3 separate regions of the Homo sapiens genome follow, and regions 1 and 3 are each linked to region 2. A link is a contact called in ENCODE Hi-C or POLR2A ChIA-PET data. All regions are on one chromosome and are shown on one strand. Each heading gives the region's core, a stretch centred on a gene start or an enhancer-like site at or near the end of the contact. The rest is flanking DNA. Distances are from core to core; before and after follow the strand shown. Region 1 holds the start of ETFDH (electron transfer flavoprotein dehydrogenase). Region 2 holds the start of TMA16 (translation machinery associated 16 homolog). Region 3 holds the start of DDX60L (DExD/H-box 60 like).

Region 1 (4,163 bases), core at 491-2,990, 4.8 Mb after region 2:
ACTGTGTAGTCTGAATTTCTCCAAAGGATTGGAAAAAAAAGTCACAACCTTTACCCCTTTTCTGAAAACACATCTGATATCTCACTTTAGAGATTGGAATATTCAGTCTCCGTGGTTGAGAAGAGAAGTCACAAAGTCCACTGAACTCATAGCATCACCATATCAAAGTCACACTGATGGCACATTGGTGTCTACCTCTTTCATGCCAGCAGGCTACGAAAATGGCAATGAATTGCCATCCAAAGAAAACAGAAATGGTAGTGGAATTTGGTTAGCACTGGGCCCAAGGCTGATTGCATCTAAATTAGGCTCTAAGGCAGATAGCATCTGACTACTTTAACGTTCCAAACACCATCTTATCCATACATTAAGTGCAGCAAAAAATGCATGGGTGACATGAAATTTAAACAAAGTTCTAATTTCTTAATATATGGAAGCCAAATTTAACAAAATTCTACTTTCATGAAATTTCATAAGAATATCCTTGAATTTGGAATATTTAGACTTAATGATTCTATCACCAAAACTTAAGTAAACTAAAGATTTAAAAAAATTAAGCCAGTTATGACAGAATATGAGATCCTTTAGGGAACTTTTCTGTTTGAATTAACGACAACAACAAAAATTTAAGTAAAACTTTAAAAAGACCATCCAACTTCATCTGTCACGATGGTTCACAGAATACCCATAACACGATAAAGCCCTTAGAGTTAATTTAATTTAATTTTTTTTTGAGACGGAGTCTGGCTCTTTCACCTAGGCTGGAGTGCAGTGGTGCGATCTCAGCTCACTGCAACCTCCACCTCCGGGTTCAAGTGATTCTCCTACCTAAGCCTCCTGAGTAGCTGGGATTACAGGAGTGGGCCACAACGCCCAGCTAATTTTTGTATTTTTAGTAGAGATGGGGTTTCACAATGTTGGCCAGGCTGGTCTTGAACTCCTGACCTCAGGTGATCCATCCGCCTCAGCCTCCCAGAGTGCTGGGATTACAGGCTTGAGCCACCACGCCCAGCCCTTAATTTTAGACAACGCAGAAAAACTGGCTCCAGATACACTTGGGTGACTTGGTCAACATATGAATGTTAACCATGATGTGACAGATCAGACTTCAATTTCTTTAGACTGAACTAGAATGGCTCCGAAGACGAAAGTCAGGTCAGGACCAGGGAGAAAAACTGGGCAAATACGATTTTTTTTTTTCCATTTCCAACAGAGGTTTGAAGATTAGAACCAGGATTTGGGAAGCCTCAGTTCAGGAGTCCACCGAGGTGTGTGTGTGTTGACAGGTGGTGGTGATGCCGAGGGCGTGTTGACAAGTTTTCCCCGCCCTTGACCTTTAGCCTAGATATTAATTCTACCAACTGGGGCAACCCCAGAGGGAGGAAGCCAGGGTCCCCCAACAGGCTGACAGCGCGTGACCTTTGCCCTAGATAGCCTGAGAAAGCTGATGAGAGAAGGGGCGAGAGGTGCCTACAGCCCCCAGGACCGGCCTTGTCCCTTTTGCCCTAACTCCTCCACTTATCCCCACCGCCCGTTTCCTCTCACCCAGGCAGGACAGCTTGGCTAGCGGCACCAGCATGTTCAAAGTCACCAGGACTCTCGGTCGGACACAACAGGAGGACTGTCCGCTGCTCGCGGCGGGCGCTGGACCTCTAGGCCGCGGGGGGCGCCATCACCTGCCGGAAAGCAAGAACTCTGCTGCAGTTCGCCTCCCCGCTCTGCCGACCGCTCTTGCTTCACGGCGTTCCCACCTCCTTCTCGCTCTGCGCCGGCGCCATGGATGACGCAACGGCCAGCCGAGGCTTCCGGGTCATGTACCAAACCAGGGAAAGATAAGGGACTCCAAGTCCCAGCCGGGGAGCGGTGAAACAGCCACAGCGCGGCCAGAGGGGTCCGCGAATCCCACAGCACGACGCACGCGCAGTGAAAGGCAGTAGAAGGCGGGGCGACGCACACGGCTTCCTGGGAGGTGTAGTTTTCTCTACGAGTGCCCTTCGAGATCGATTGGAGGCTCGCGCAGGAGCCGTGAGTTGCCTAAGGTGAATTGACTCATATGATTGGCTGTCCCGAAAAATGAAACGTCTTTGTGGTCCGGGGCTGAGACCCACGAGGAGACTGGGCGGGATTTCTGGCGTTAGGAGGCGGGGCCTTTCGGCTTTGGGCGCGAGTGGTTAAAAGACAGTTGGTGTCGGTTCGGCTTCTCGGGTCGGATTCCGCGGTCCCAACCCTTCCCCATGGCCGACCCTGAGGAGTTGCAGGTTTCTTCGCCGCCCCCGCCGCCTCCCTCTTCTCCCTCCTCTTCAGACGCCTCTGCAGCATCTTCCCCGGGCGGCCCAGTGAGTTTGGGCTGGCCAGTTCCGAGCAGGAGCAGCGGCCCAACGGTGGACCAGCTGGAGGAAGTGGAGCTGCAGATCGGAGACGTGAGTGTGGTGTCGGGACCGCGTCCCCCCTCGGCGCCTCTGGGAAGACCGGCGGCGGCGGGGCTCGCGAGGCTAGGGAATCGGTCCCCCAACCCCCATGACCCGGGACGACCGGCCCTTCTGCGCCCCAGAGCGTGCGGGCGGGAAGCGGGGGGGATGCCAGCAGCTAAAGTGCCACCCCTCTCTGAGGGTTCCCCCTTTAGATTTAGTGGTGAGGAGTCTTAAGGGGTTTTCCTTCCACCCGCCCCACCCCTCACTGGTTTCTTTTTGTCTCGCCTTCTGGTTTCAATCATCCGCAGTAACCCGAAGCCACGCAGCTCTGCGCTGCCTGTTGCTGGCTCTCTGCCTCCTCCTTTCCCATCGGAGAATAGTTTTCATTGCATGGGTTTCGGAGAATAGTTTTCACTGCATGAGTTTGCTGGCTTTCTGTGGGTACTTGAGATCAGGCTGTGATTTCTTTCCATGGGACTTAGAGCCTGCTGTTCTAGTTGGCCACCTGCCCAGGGACAGCTGATAATGCCATTGTCTGCCCCAGGCCTGCTTAGCGCTGGACCCAGCTTGAAGGGTTTAGGTCACGTGGATTGGCTTCTTTGACGGTTTAGTTCAGGACTCCTCCCTTTGTATGATTGCTAGAATGCATACTTAGGATAGTTTCTGTTAAATCTCGAATCCCCAGAAACTAGCACCCCACCTCCCAACCGTAACTCACACACCACTGGAGGGGAGAAGACAGGGAAGGGGAGTTTTATGTTCTCTTGAGTGGGTCAAGTGGAATGAGGTATGTAGAGTGTAACCTGGGAGAGTTCTGTGGCCTGACCTTTCCTGCAGATTGGAAACTAGGGGATGAACTAGATTATCTCATTGCTCCGCAAGTATTTTTTTTTAAGGATGACTAGAGTGCTTAACCAGCTTTTATTTTTGCAGAACAAACTGATTGCAAGTAAATATGTAGAATGAAGTGCTAATGTGTTATTGAGGAACACTGTTTTATTTTATATCATTGGTGAAGAAAACGTTTGGCTGAAAAGTGAATTTTCCACCAGGAGCTGAGTGTTTTCTGCATTTGTGTGTGATTTTTTAATGTTATTTGTCAGAGCTCAGAGTTTCTGTTCTTTGATCTATACATTTTCATTGTTTAAAGTGTTCACAGGTCAATGCCCATGTTACCCAAATAGCAGTAAGAATTATTTATGATGAAATCTCTCAGATATATCTGGCGCTTAGTGTCAAGGGGTCCAAGTCATCTTGTTGAGCTGAGACTCTAGTGTATTTTCATAGAAAACAGCAATCCTGGGCCAAGCACGGTGGCTCACGCCTGTAATCCCAGCACTTTGGGAGGCTGAGGCAGGCGGATCACCTGAGGTCAGGAGTTCGAGACCAGCGTGACCAACATGGAGAAACCCTGTTTCTACTAAAAATACAAAATTAGCTGTGCGTGGTGGCGCATGACTGTAATCCCAGCTACTAAGGAGGCTGAGGCAGGAGAATCACTTGAACCCGGGAGGCGGAGGTTGCAGTGAACCAAGATCGCGCCATTGCACTCCAGCCTGGGAAACGAGCGAAACTCCGTCTCAAAAAAAAAAAAAAAAAAAGAAAACAACTATACTGATTTGTCATATCTCAGACATAATGGATATTTTTCTAGCAGACCTGTTTCTTCAAAGTCTACTCAATATTAAAGAATTTCTTAGGTTCCGTGAAAGAGCCAGTGCTGTAGTTTGAAAACTGATTACTTTGAAAGAA
Region 2 (4,391 bases), core at 1,731-4,230:
GGATCACTGTCAGAGAAAATGTAACCTTCTCTGGGGGAAAATTTAAAGATGCCATGCTGCTGGATTTGAAGAGGGAAGGAGCCAAAGAATGTAGATGACCTCTAGAAACAGAAAAATTCATTAGAGCCCCTTAAAGAAAGACAGCCCTGACAAACACCTTAATTTTATCTCAGTTAAGACTCATTTTTGAACTTCTGACCTCCAGAGGTTTCAGGAAATGAATGTGTTGCTTTAAGCCACTAAATGCATATCACTTTACTATGGCAGTTAATAAGAAACTAATACAATTTTTATGAGAAACCATTTTTTAGTGTTTTAAACCATGTACAAGTAATATTGTCTCAAAAAGATTGGTATACTAGGTAGATTTCCATTAATGTTTTTCTTTAGTTTTACTAACTTTCAGGAGCAAGTTTTCACTAACAGATAATCTCTATGAGATGTATTAAGCTGATTTGTTGTTGTGGCTCACATTTATAGATGTAGTCCCCAAAACACACAATCTCTACCATTAAGGTAGTCAGTAACAGCTAATGCCCCACAGTAATGTGCATGGATAAATGCACGGAGGATGATGGCACACTTTTCAATGGTATATAGTCTAGCTAGGGAGGGAAAGAAGCACACACAAGCTCTATGACAGGTTTATATAAAAAGGAGTATACCCATGGGTGCCTAGTAGTATTGTATGAGCCATACTTAAAAATACTAAAATCCTGGCTGGGCACGGTGGCCCACACTTGTAATCACAGCACTTTGGGAGGCCAAGGCGGGTGGATCATTTGAGGTCAGGAGTTCGAGACCAGCCTGGCCAGTGTGGTGAAACCCTGTCTCATTTGAGGTCAGGGGTTCGAGACCAGCCTGGCCAATGTGGTGAAACCCTGTCTCTACTAAACATACAAAAATTAGCTGGGTGTGGTGGCTGGCACCTGTAACCCCAGCTACTCGGGAGGCTGAGGCAGGAGAATCACTTGAATCCAGGAGGCGGAGGTTGCAATGAGCCGCGATCATGCCACTGGACTCCACCCTGGGCAACAAGAGCAAAACACCGTCTCAAAAAAAAATAAAAAATAATAAACACTAAAAACCTTTTTAATGCAGCATAAAGAAGTGTTGAGTGGAATGGATTAATTTGAAAAGATTATTTATATATAACAGGTAAACTAAATTTTGATATAAAGATATGAACTTGCTAAGCTCCAGCAAAGATTTACAATAAGAGAACATTAATGAGCAAAGTAACAAGGATGAACAACTATAAGCTGTACACTGTTACTATTTATATAACTAAAGTTAATAACAATAACATTTACTAAGTGCCAGGCACTAGACTAAGCACTTTACATTTAATTTCCACAATTCTATGAGGTAGGTACTATTGTTATCCCAATTAAACAGATGGGAGGTTAAGTAATTTTGCCAAGATGGCAACTCAGGGAAAGACAGGTGCCCAACTCTGTCCTTTGGGACCACATTCTGAGCTGTACTGAAAGAGGATGCAGCAAAACCACTAATGAGGTTATATCAAAAAAAAATGACAGAGCCAGAAATGAGCCAATGAAAACAGGTTCATATGCCACTCTTTTGACTTCTATGCCAAAGCAACGTACTTCTACTATACAGCCTGATAAAAAGTGAAGCTCTGATAGTCAAGGACAACTACAGTCAAATACCAATCTATCTCCCCAATCACTCAAACACAATGAGATGTAATTGCTTTCATATTCCACTCTGAAAAGGGGAAAAAAACTAACACTATAAAGAGTTGGAAATCCCACAAGCAAAGTGACAAGCAAACACTGAATTTACACAAATGTGTACAATCTAAAGTACAAAATATGCGTCAGCAGTGGATCAAAATAAAGCACAAAAAACTCGCGAAACAACGAAAGAACCAGACTGTAAGACAAAAATGGCATACAATGAAAAGAGAAAAAAATGAAAAGAAACAAAGAGGCCACATTGTGGACACAATATCGTAACTTCTGACCAGATTATAAACTTTTAAAATTTTGCTTTTATTAAAAATTAATTGAAAAAAATTTATAAAGCATGTTTCTATGCAAGAATTACTCTCAAGAACACAACGATTACGTAAAAAATAGGCAAGAAACAACATACTGTTTCAAAATACAAATATATGTAGTAACTATAAAGAAAAGTAGTGAAATTATAAATACAAAACTTAGATAATGTTTGCTTCTTAAGGTTTCCTGAAAGTTCAAAGAAGGTAACACAGGGCTTTCAAAGGCTATGTTTTATTTCTTAAAACTACAAAATGGGTAAACGAGAATTCCTGAAACTGTTCATCTTTACACTTGAAATGTGCTTTAGTAACACTCTTTTGTATCTACTCAGTTTTTAATAAAAACAACAAAACTGCTTCAGTGCCCTGGAGCGAATGGGGGCGTAACGGCAGGATTCAGGGCACTAACGAGAGGTGAACGGACGCCGAGGAAGAGGCGACTAAGCCCACATACTGAGTCTACCCAGGCCAGAGAGGCAGAGGTGTGTAGGGCCAGCGATCTCAGAAGTTTTGCCAAACTCCTCGATGCGTTACAATGGAAAGGTGCCGGGTTTCCCCCAGGAAGTAGTGACTAGCGAGAAGTTAGGCACAAGGCAAAGAGGAGCAAGGCGACGTGTGAGCACTTCAGCACTCGGACGCGGAACTCTAAGGTCCAGGCGTTGGGCCTGGGACTCGCCTCCCAGAGGCTTCGCCCCGCACCCCGCACACTCCCTGAAAATAAACACTTTGCATCCTCCCCTCTCCTAGGTTCCCGAAACCGCACCCTCCCTCTCTGCCTGCTCAACAAGAGCCTTCCGGGGAACCAACCGAGCGGTTCGGGGGAGCAGGAGGGGGCCCACCATGGTGACGTCCTCGTGGCCACGGAGCAGCTCCGCACTCTAGACCCAGGTAATCTCACCAACCGCAGGAGCAGCAGCTCACAAGAGCACCCGGGCCGAATCCCACGTGGCGCCTGAGAAGCCCGCGCCGACCCAACCGGAACAGGAGAGGCGAGTGCGTTTCTCTAAAGCGTCCCCGTTAACTGAGACCGCGTCTTTTTCGCCCGTGTTGGGCTTTTAAGCTCTAGCCCAACGGACAGCCAGACCTGCGTGCTCGCCGGGAGCGGCGGAAGGGAGCTTGCGGCGGGAGGCTGAACTCTGCCTGGTGCTGAGTGCGAGGCTGGGGATTGGAGCCCGGGTGGAGACGCTACACGCTTCCGGCCCCAAGAGCGGAGCTTGCCCATCTGTCCCAGAGCACGACTCCAGAGCGCAGCAACCTCTTCAGACAAGAGGTTCCCTCTTGCGGGCTCCCGCATCTCAGGGGCTGGGACCCTCTCAAAAGGGCCGCTCGGTGTTGGCTCCCCGGAGCTCTTGCACGGCACAGGCTCCTGCCCTCCGCTTTTCCACGTACTAGATTACCTTGGGCAAGTCCTTTCCTGCACTGAGTCTTTTTTTGCCCTGCCCTGCCCTGCCCTGCCCTGCCCCGCCCCGCCCCTCTTCTCTTTCCTTTCTTTTCTTTTCTTCTTTCCCTCTTTCCCGCCTTCCCTCATTCCCTCTTTCTTTCTTCCTCCCGGGTTCAAGCGATTCTCCTGCCTCAGCCTCCCGAACAGCTGGAATTACAGGCCTCCGCCACCACGCCCGGCTAATTTTTTTTTTTTTTTTTTTTTTTTGTATTTTTAGTAGAGACGGGGTTTCGCCGTGTTGGCCAGGCTGGTCTCGAACTCCTGATCTCAGGTGATCCGTCCGCCTCGGCCTCCCAAAGTGCTGAGATTACAGGCCTGAGCCACCACGCCCGGCCGAGTCTTAGTTTCTTTATCCGGAAAGGCCACTTCCTCATATTCAAGGCCTCTGCCAACCCAGTTTTTGTTTTCTTCTCACAGCATGTGAGAGTCTTTGTTTCACCCATACATGTTAGAATTCCGTAGACAATGTAATCATTCAAAAACTATTTATTGAATGCCTACTGTGTGCCTGGTACTGGGGATACTCCAACAATATCCCTCACTCAGCTCATTTTCCAGGGGATGGAGGCATGTAAAAATATTATTTCAAATAATATAAGTACTCTAATAAAAATTAGCTGGCGGGGGCATGTAGAAAAGCTGTTTTACACATGGTGGTCTCTATAAAGTCCTCTTTTAGAAGTGATAATTGAGCAGAGACCGGAATTGTAAGAGAAAACTAGGCATGGGAAGAAGCTCCAGGCAGGGTGAAGCTGGTGTGCCTTGATATGTGTGTGCAGCTGTTAACAGTTGAGGGTAGTTGGCTAGGTCCTTGGCGTTTTGAACAAATAATTGGACAAAACACACAAATAAAGCAAGGCAGCGAAAGCAGAGATTTATTTTAAATGAAAGTACACTACTCCACTGCGTGGAAGCAGGCTGTGG
Region 3 (4,326 bases), core at 292-2,791, 5.0 Mb before region 2:
GAGTTATGGTAACATATTATTAAAGTGGAAGAGAACTGGATATTGATTTGGAGTAGAGTCTGCTTATGTGCATTGTACATATACTTTGCGGTGGGAAGTGGGATGTGTGGAGTTAACATCTAGGGAATCCCCACCTGATACATCTATATCTTTAAGAGAGAAAAACAACAGCAGACAGTCAATTATATTAAGAACATGTAGGGCCCACTTCTACAACCAAAAGAGGAAATCCCCATTAAATTGTATGTGCTTTGGGGGAGGAATAATGACACTGTAGTATTTAAAAGAACTGGAATGAGATAATATATACAGAGAATATTGTAGATATTATCTTTGGAATTAAATTTTGAAGTCTTGGCTACCATTAACTACCTGTAGGGTCATCGACAAGTAATTGAATTCTCTAAGCCTTATTTACCTCATCCATAAAATAGCAACAGTAAAGTTGCTCATGGGATTTCTGTGAGATTTAATGTGATAATACATGTTAAGGGCTTAGCCTATTGCCTGGCACATAAAAAGCTCAATGAATGCTTTTACAGCAAAGCCCAATTTTCTGCTGCTAGCAAATGCATTCTTATGATACAAAGGTCCAGTATCAGATGCTAGAGAGGAATTCATCTGAGATGAACTCATGACTTAATCATGAGTCATTTCAGGTTCTTTCTCAATGTCATCCTCATTGAGAAAGAGAATCATAACTATTTTCAACCAAACATAAAATTAAAGAAAAATCCTGACAGAAGTGAGCAATGTTTTCACCTCCTTTTCGAAGCCACTTTATATTCCAGAGTCTGAGAAAAAACTTTGTTCTTCTGGGCTCTTTCTATTGTGAACAAGTCACTTCCACCCTTTCCTTTTCTTGAAGACAGAACTTCCGGTTTCGATTTCTCTCCATTTATTACCCCATGCCGTTACTGGGGCACCCTCACCACCACCTTGAATCTCAATATATTCTGCACATGCATAACGTCATGGAATTAAGCGTCTGGAGCACTAAAGACCATGATGGGCTGGGGTTGAAACTCGAATTTCAAACATTAATGAGCTTGATGACAAAACTAAAGAGCATTCTTCTTCTCAATTTAAATTCTCTGTGATAGATGATTGGTCTTTCAAATGTTCACACTGGACAGTTATACTATTGGAAATTTTTCATAAAATGAACTTCTTAGGACAGAAACTCAAAGCCCCTAATCCTTTTTTACTCCATTTTTGCCTGTCCAGTACCTTGCCAGAAAAGAAAAACGCCACACCTCACCGCAGACTTTCATAGTGCTTAGCGTGCTGCATTTACTCTCAGCCTCAATTCCTTGTTTAGAGTCCCAGATTTCTCTGCTTTCTTTCCCTTTACAATTACATGCATGTCCCAGATAGCATATCATCGCTTCTACTATTACTTCCCTAAGATTCTCAGAGTAAACCAATGCAGACCTATATTCTACCTCCAGAAAACTGCGGAAATCGAAAAGGCCTCGCGGTGGAGAAAAGAAACCGAAACTAACTCCCTAGATAAAAACTCAGGCGCTGGCTGCTGTGTGGCTCAGAGCGCCCAGTCCGACGCCAGGCTCTGCGCTCGGTCTCCTCTGCTCCACCTCCTCCCCGCGGGGCGTGCAGCTCCGAAGCTCTTTGGACCTAGCAGGTTCGGCGGCCGGGGTGAGGATTGCGGGTGACGTCGGGTGTCGCTAGGGACCCTGGAGCGGAGCTGTCCCGCGGGGGTTCTAGGATTCCTTCAACATCCAGATGGACCGGGCGGGGAGGTGGCCTGGTGGCTTCGTGCGCGCCGGGCGAGGGAAGCTGGGGCGCCCACTGGGCTCGGGCGGCAGCTTCGCGGAGAGGTAGGGAAGAGGGACAACCACCGTGAGAGAGGAGAGTGCTCAGGCATTTAACGGGTCCTCTGCACCCGAGGGGGCCTGGGGATCTGGGGTGCTGAGGAGAAAGTAAGGGTCACCACATCTGAGCACAGCCATTCGAACCTGGACATTGACAGGCAGCAAGCCGCTTCCCTTTTTTCCGTCTTGTATTTAAGCTTTTTTTTTTTTTTTTTTTTTGAGTCAGTCTCGCTCTGTCGCCCAGGCTGGAGTGCAGTGGCGTTATCTCTGCTCACTGCAACCTCCACCTTCCGGGTTCACGCTATTCTCCTGCCTCAACCTCCCGAGTAGCTGGGACTACAGGCACCCGCCACCACGCCCGGCTAATTTTTTTTTATTTTTTATTTTTTATTTTTAGTAGAGACGGGGTTTCACCATGTTAGGCCAGGATGGTCTCGATCTCCTGACCTCGTGACCCGCCCGCCTAGGCCGCCCAAAGTGCTGGGATTACAGGCGTGAGCCACCGCGCCCGGCCGGATTTAAGCTCTTAATAGCGGAAATAAGGTTTTACTATTTCTCTGGAAAGGTACTTTGTTCTTTTTTCCCGCTTCTCTTTTGTTTACAAAGTTACATTGATAAATTTATAATAAACTTCTCAAGGTTTTCCATAATCAAAGAAGCTGACATCATCCGTGATGGGGCCTTAAGGATTATGAAAGCTCCTAATGACTGCTAGAAAAAGCGGTCAGAACCAAACAGAAGCAAGTCCTTTAAAGACACAATAAGAAGTCCAAACCATAACATCAACGACATACAGACCTTCATGATTTCGAGTGTTCTCCTGAAAACAGTAACATACCATTCAATCTAAGATTTGCAGTTTGAAGTTTGGTGGAACTCAGGTGCTGAGAGTTGAGGGTACTAAAATAAATGAGGGTGAGTTATGCTTCCAAGGCTCTTCGCCTTCTATCCCAAAGATATTGGGGATAGTTTAGTGTGAATCCTTCCTGATACTCTACAAAGAGACAAGTTTTTGTCTATAGCTCCTATCTCTCTATCCATCCATCCATCCATCCATCCATCCATCCATCCATCCATCATCCAGCCATCCAACCATCCGTCCATCCATCGATCCATCATCTGTCTATCTCTAGATCCATACACTTTAAAAGATATTTTGGCTGTCATACTGGTATGCTTTTCTTGGTTCATGATTTATTGGTACCTGTCAGTCTTACTTAGTAATTGCTGTATGATACCCCATGGTATGCTGGGTCATAATTGATCAGTTTTATTTGAAGCAGAAGAGAAAGACATAAAACAAAAATTAAATGCCCTTCTCTACTACTTTCCCCTTCATACTTAGTCTCACAGTTTTAGTTCTCCTGAGGCGTTACCACTCCAAAGATATACATTTCTTTCTTGGTTGCTTATAAATTATATGCTTACAAATCAGTCTTTTGTTTTATCTACTTTAGACAGACTCCGACGACTCCCTGTGAAAGAAATACTTCTAATATGAATTATATATTTTTAAAAATTCTTCTCAGGATTAGCTTTATGGCTTTTAATAAAATACCCATGTTAATTATCATCCACGGCTATGTTGATGTGGGTGGAAATCTCTGTGGTTTTCCCTGCTGCAGGCTCATTTTCTGCTTTGTAAGTATGGAGACCTGCTGGTTGATTTACTGATATCACCCTTTTTTATAACCTGCTGCTTGTTTTACTGATGTAACCATTTTTAAGGCAGCTCATAGTTTATTTGGAAATACAATTCTCTAAGAAATGTATCCAGCTTCTTATGCTCTAGTTAGTTCCCTATGCCGTTAATTACACCCAGAGAGTTTCTATTTTCATCCTAATTCCCTCTCAAATTAGCATAATCTGTCTTAAGTTCATTTGAAATGATAGTCTGGCCTGGGAGGGTAACACCTCCACCTAATACTTGCAGCAAGGCTAAGTCCTTCTGTTTAACTGAGAATTCTTTATGAGTCTTTGTTGAGCAAGGTGTTTTTTTTCTTTTTTTTTTGTCCTATCACTTTTTATTTGCAGTACAGAAGCTGTCACCTGTGCGACCCAAATTTCTTGGCTCCCTTCCTTCTTCTCCTCTTTTCCCCTCCCCTCCCCTCCCCTTCGCTTCCCTTCCTTTTTAAAATAGGGATGTGGTCTCATTTTGTTGCCCAGGTTGGTCTCCAACTCTTGGCCTTGAGCAGTCCTCCCACATCAGCTTCCCAAAGGGCTGGGATTATAGGTATGAGGCGCTGTGTCCAGCCAATTCTCTTCTTTCCAGCTCTGCTTTCATACCACCCAGTTCCTTCTTAAGACATTTCTCTTTCCCATTCTTCCTTGGTCATAGCTCCTCAAAAACAGCAACTAAAACACTATAGACATTGACCATCAACCTTTTCCAATCACTTTTCTGTGAGCATCAGGCTTGTTGGCATGTGGTTGGCTTCCTAGTTTTGAAGGGGATGATTTTTACCAGATATTTTGCTTTGCATCACCTGGGTTT

Evidence for each region. Hi-C counts contacts between places; a loop is a spot of excess contacts on that map. ChIA-PET counts read pairs that join two places held with the same protein, here RNA polymerase II (POLR2A). Pooled maps may share reads with other maps.
Region 1: a loop to region 2 is called in a map of GM12878, with 10 times the contacts of the local background. The contact joins the promoter of ETFDH here to the promoter of TMA16 in region 2. A Hi-C loop is called at or near these places in 3 of 168 maps with a recorded cell type or tissue (GM12878 and naive thymus-derived CD4-positive, alpha-beta T cell), 5 of 37 single-sample maps with no recorded cell type and 14 of 50 pooled maps. POLR2A ChIA-PET finds 5 or more read pairs at or near these places in 1 of 52 experiments (activated CD4-positive, alpha-beta T cell).
Region 3: a map of CD4-positive, alpha-beta memory T cell shows a loop between it and region 2 (7-fold over the local background). The contact joins the promoter of DDX60L here to the promoter of TMA16 in region 2. A Hi-C loop is called at or near these places in 2 of 168 maps with a recorded cell type or tissue (CD4-positive, alpha-beta memory T cell and naive thymus-derived CD4-positive, alpha-beta T cell) and 7 of 50 pooled maps. POLR2A ChIA-PET finds 5 or more read pairs at or near these places in 1 of 52 experiments (activated naive CD4-positive, alpha-beta T cell).

What each region holds. Positions count from the first base shown.
Region 1 is chr4:158,669,873-158,674,035 of GRCh38, reverse strand. It overlaps ETFDH (electron transfer flavoprotein dehydrogenase), which reads right to left and starts at 1,740. Exons shown (of 13, transcript NM_004453.4): 1 at 1,546-1,740. The coding sequence starts at 1,579. It overlaps C4orf46 (chromosome 4 open reading frame 46), which reads left to right and starts at 2,149. Exons shown (of 2, transcript NM_001008393.4): 1 at 2,149-2,420. The coding sequence starts at 2,235. RefSeq lists enhancers at 1,392-1,893, 1,495-2,054, 1,897-2,533, 2,534-3,170 and a silencer at 2,475-2,544.
Region 2 is chr4:163,493,279-163,497,669 of GRCh38, reverse strand. TMA16 (translation machinery associated 16 homolog) reads right to left here and starts at 2,980. Exons shown (of 7, transcript NM_018352.3): 1 at 2,866-2,980. The coding sequence starts at 2,868. LOC124900805 (a long non-coding RNA gene) reads left to right here and starts at 2,446. Exons shown (of 2, transcript XR_007058354.1): 1 at 2,446-2,508; 2 at 2,774-4,391. RefSeq lists enhancers at 2,404-2,553, 2,584-2,723, 2,187-3,089 and a cis regulatory region at 4,371-4,391.
Region 3 is chr4:168,477,707-168,482,032 of GRCh38, reverse strand. DDX60L (DExD/H-box 60 like) reads left to right here and starts at 1,541. Exons shown (of 38, transcript NM_001012967.3): 1 at 1,541-1,656. RefSeq lists an enhancer at 1,283-1,522.